Regions from separate parts of the Homo sapiens genome. Here region 2 is linked to region 1. Evidence: read pairs that join two places in POLR2A ChIA-PET (ENCODE). Cell type or tissue: K562. All regions are shown on one strand.

What was found. ChIA-PET counts read pairs that join two places held together with the same protein. Peaks named below come from ENCODE experiments on the same cell type or tissue, not always from the same donor. Only the 100,000 strongest peaks of a DNase experiment are listed, where the experiment ranks them.
Region 2: POLR2A ChIA-PET joins it to region 1 with 5 read pairs; 1 of 35 experiments calls an interaction of 5 or more read pairs at or near these places.

Annotation. Positions count from the first base shown.
Region 1 is chr12:93,575,503-93,578,002 of GRCh38, reverse strand. It overlaps SOCS2 (suppressor of cytokine signaling 2), which reads right to left. Exons shown (of 2, transcript NM_001270471.2): 2 at 1,258-2,500. Among named protein-coding and RNA genes, the nearest start is that of SOCS2, 4.1 kb to the right of the region's middle. In K562, no CTCF peak of the experiment used is centred here; no DNase peak of the experiment used is centred here; H3K4me3 peaks cover 736 bases.
Region 2 is chr12:93,176,340-93,178,839 of GRCh38, reverse strand. The region is part of intron 2 of LINC02412 (long intergenic non-protein coding RNA 2412); the gene reads right to left. All of the region lies in intron 3 of LOC643339 (a long non-coding RNA gene), which reads left to right. Among named protein-coding and RNA genes, the nearest start is that of LINC02412, 3.2 kb to the right of the region's middle. In K562, no CTCF peak of the experiment used is centred here; a DNase peak (open chromatin) is centred at 1,049.

The DNA.
Region 1 (2,500 bases):
AGTCTTGTATACCATATTCTTCAACAACAACAATAATAAATATCCTCACAAATGCCCTAAATTGCCCTACATTGGGAGAAAACACTGGATATTCTTCCAGGCTTTGGTGAGGATAATTTAGACAAGTGTACTTTTTTTCCACCATGTATAAATGGGGCTACCAATAATTGGTAACTGGCATTGATCAGCCACTAAATCAAATAGGAAGCCCCCTCCCCGCCCACCTGCACAGCAGTCATTATGAGCTCCCCTTTCAGGCGTGTTCAGGGGAAAAAAACCACTGGGCCAGGCTGACCAGAATCCCACAGAGCACAGTGCTAATTAAGGTATCTATACTTTTCCAGTTGATCTGGTTGAACAGCAGTAAAAACACCAAGGGTTCTTTTTCAGCCTGCTCTAACTTGTTTGTCTGGATCAATGTAGAAATTTTCAGCAGCAATTTGCTCTTCCCAATTCCTCTCCCGGGGGAAAAAAAAAAAAAAAAGAGCTAGGATATTCCTGGAATGCCTCTTGACTCACAAATCAGGAGGGGAACCTCCTATCATCATTGTACTTTGCTCATTTCGTTCTTGGGAAAATTAAATGAGATAATACAAGTGCTGAGTGAGAACCTGGTTCACAATAAACTCAATAAATAAATGATGTCAGTCATCGTAAAAAAACAAAACAAAACCAAAAATAATTGCCTCCTGATGTTTATCAACCTACTTGCAATATGGAAGATTGAAATATAAGGCAATAGGTTTCATGGCACACTCCAGAGATGTTTGTGCTGTCCTCCAGCCTTCTCATAATTAGTCACTTGCGAGCAGTAACTCAGAACTTTTTCCAATTTCACAGGTACTCATGCCTCACAACTGCCTCCCCACTCCCAGTAACTGAGAAATAGAGTGTTCAAAACAGTGACAATAGAAAGGCAAAAGACCTTTAAAGAAATTCCACAAAGCCCCTTGGCACTGATCATATAGAAGTTTTGCCAGAAAAATCAAACATCCAACACTAAACAGGTGTTGTCAGTGGGAGAAAAACGGTGAATGAAGCACAGATTCTAAGCATCCTCATCAAATGGTTATGGCCCCATCATAGATCCGACCCCAAATGTCTAGCTTTTCTTGAAGTTTTAGGCCACAAGTAAACTCTTCCTGAGGCACACCTAGCAATCTTTTGTGTTTGGCTCTGCTGTTTGGATATACATAGTATGTTTCCTGCCAGGCACAAAACCATTTTTCAACTTCTTCATGAAAATAAGGTAAGATATCCAGTAAGCAGGTTTTATTACAATTTATAACTGAATTTTCTCATTCACACAGGGTCCACCTTTATGGTGACACACCACAGGATTGTAGCTATGCAGGAAAATTTTAAAGCCATAAAATAAATAATGTCTGGACTCTAGAAAAGATGGTACATTTATAACAGTTATGCAGACTAACATAGCAAAAAATAAGTGGCCACAAAACTTTGTATTTTTCTTTAGTATTATGCCTACTCAACTTGTAAAAGACTGGCCATGTCATAATGTTTGTAGTTTCTAAACCATGTTTTTGGAAACACAGAGGACATCAGTGTTATGCCTATTCAAATTATAAAAGACCCGGCCACTTGACAATGCCTGTAGTTTCTAAACCATGCTTTCCAAATTGCAAAGGGGGCAGGTACAGCCCATAACTTTACAGAATGGCAAGTAATGTTCTACCTTTTGTTGAATAATTGGCTTATTTCACTTGACGTAAGTTTTTATGGCAATCCTCTATTACCATGAAAGTGTACGTTCTCTAGAACTCAATAAGTGCAACTTGTAGAAATCAGGTTTTTTTTATTTAATACATTCTAATCAAATAGTAACAGCAGTAAATAAACACTTTGAAAAACAGGCAGGTATCCCCCTGTATCTGGAAGAAAATTAAGTCAAAGTATTCTACACAGTAGAAGGGAGACAACTGTTTATGTCCATGGTTAGACAATTCAAGGACAACTTGGATATTTCTAAAGCCATTTCCAAAAAATCAATGGCAACAGGTTGGGACACAGCTATTTCAAAGGGTAGAATGCCTATACCTACATTGGTTTTTATTAACGGGGATTGAGTTGCACCTGTATAGCATGATATTCTTGTCTTTAGCTTTAAAGGAAAAGAGAAAGTCTTTTCCATTTGCACCAGTTTGAAATATTTCTGAAATAAGGCTCCCATAGAATGGATTACTACAGTACTCATTCACATGAGAGTTCCTACATGTAGTAAAAAGACAAATACAGGACTTCATGGTCACTTTTTTTGGTTGATTTGGTTAATTGCATAAAATGGGATAAATACTCACATACATCATCTGTTTAACAAAACTCCTAGGTACATCAGAATGCAAAATATAAAATGCCCAAGAGACTCTGATCAGCAGGCATATCAAATTGCAGTGAGGCCTGTGTCAGCTTGGTTCCTTCCCACTTCTTCAGTATTCCTATGAGGAGTTCTTTCTCTCCTACTGGAGCCTGGACCTTTGAC
Region 2 (2,500 bases), 400 kb after region 1:
CCATGGCAAAGTTGGCTGAAAATGAGTAAGCAGGACTTTGTGAACCCTTCATATTCCTAATAAAACATCTCTTCCTTACTTGAACATCTCTTCCTCTCTCTTTTGAACTTCAGCAGGCTATAAAGGACAATGCCCTTCGTTTGTGATTATGTAATCTCTAGAAACATGCCCTCATATATTGCTGGTGGGAATGTAAAATGATGCAGCTGGCAGCTGCTGGGGAAAGCAGTTTGGTGGGTCCTCAAAAAGGGAAACACAAAGTTATGTGTGTTTATGACCCAGAATGTTCCACTCCTAGGTATATACTCACAATAACTGAAGACGTATGTTCATACAAAAACTTGTACACAAACATTTATAGCAACATTATTTATAACAGGCAAAAAGCAAATACAATCCAAATCTCCATCAGCTGAGGAATGGATAAATAAAATGTGATACAGCCATACCGTGAAATACTATTCAGTCATAAAAAAGAAGAAAGTACTGATAGTAAGAGTTGAATAAGGAAGAAAGAAACATGAAAAGTGGCTTCACAGTTAAAAACAGGTTTATTTTGGAGAATAAACCCGAGAGGGGCTTCTGGCTGAATTAGGTCAGGGGCACTCTCTGTTACAGACTAAGAGTATTTAAGGGTTTAGGGCAGGAGAGCTTATCACAGGCTCAGAATATTTCTGTGTTTCTTTGTCTTGCTTATTTGAGAGGGAGTTTTTGTGTTTGTTTCTATCCTTTTTTTTTTTTTTTTTTTTTTCAGCTGCAGGCATACCCAAGCCTGCTTTTAGCTTCCCTATCTTAGTGTACCTAAAGGGAAAGGAATGTGCTTATTAGGGCCCACTGTTTTACTGGGGCCCATTGTATGAGTGTGAAGTTTGGCAGTTACCCAAGAGACTTTCCCCCCACCTTCTGTGCCTGAGCTGTCTTATCTGTGTTTTACTGTCTGCTCTTTCTGGCTGCTTGTTGTTAGAAGAGAAGTGATTTCCTTGAAATGCCTGAGATTAGAAAAGGAGCCGGAACTTGAAATGGCGATGTTTGTCCAAGATGACGGTGCTCCTGCTCTGTCACTGATACCTGCTACCACTTGGATGAACCTTGAAAACGTTGTGCTACGTGAAAGAAGCCAGAATCAATGGGCCGCATTTTGTTCGATTCCATTTATATGAAATGTGCAGAATAGGCAAATTATAGCCCCCCAAAATTCATATGTTGACGTCCCAACACTTAGTACCTCAGAATGTGACTGTCTTTGAATATGGGGCCTTTAAGGAGGTAATTAAGGCAAAAAAGAGGTCCTCTGGGTGGGCCCTCACCCAGTAAGACTGGTGTCCTTCTAAGAAGAGAGAGATTAGGACACAGTTACACACAGAGGAAAGGTCATGTGAAGACAAAGGGAGAAGACAGCCTTCTGCAGGTCAAGGTGAGAGGCCTCAGGATAAACAGCGCATAATAGGTCTGGTAAGGTCTGAACAGAGGTCAGATTATATACTGTGTTATCAGCTAGGGTAAGGAGTTTTATTTAAGAGTAATTCAGAGCCACTGGAAGGTTTTAAGCAGGGTTCTACAGATCTGATTAATATCTGGGAGTTAGGGTTTCCCTGGAGATTCTAACAAGGAGGACTAAAGCATCCCTGACCTTAGACCCAGAGGTAATCTCTATCAACCGGGGTCCTGAATTAAACTTTCTTCATCCTGTTGATTGCCCTTGGTTTTCAGCAGAGTTTGCACAAAGAGAAATCAACACACCCAGGATAGCATGCCTTAGTACTCCAAACAGATTCTGAGAAGCATAAGGGTCAACCATAAACACACATTTTTGCAAACACTGTAATCTATTTATGCTACAAAAAATCTCCTAAACAGAGGAACCGAATCAACTGCAAATAGCTATTGTTGACTTTCTACGAGGACACTGGCAATCATGATGGCTCTGTGAGCCACAGGATTGTTGTAAAGAGAGATGTCTGCATGGTGGTGATTTTCTGTACTCATCAGTGGATTTTTGTTTTTTCATCAGGGCCAAGATCTCCAACCATAAACAAAGGAGAAATTTTGACTTGAGAAATATCTACTTTGTTAATAAGCAAAACTGAAACTGGAAAAAAATAATTTTGTTTTGTAAACACAGGCTTGCTGTTCATTTAGTGCAAAGTATAACTCTTGCAAAATGCTAAGGGTACATGGTCCCCATGGTGCTAGAGTTTAAAATGGTTTTGGAGGAATCAAAACAGCAGCTCTGTTTGTTGCACAAATGTAGCAAATATGAAAGCCAAATCATATAAATTATTTTAAACAACTGAATGCCACTTACCAGCTGTGAGCTACCTGCTTCAACAAAACTCTTTCAAGCCTAAATAAAGGGGGAAAATTTCTCTCTTCTCTCCATGTATTTAAAGACAGCATCCGAATTAACATCTGAGTCATAAATAGTCCATGAAACAGATGACTCCTCATCCTATGACTAGATGTTTTTTTTTTACCAGATAAAATTCTAAGTGAATCTCTT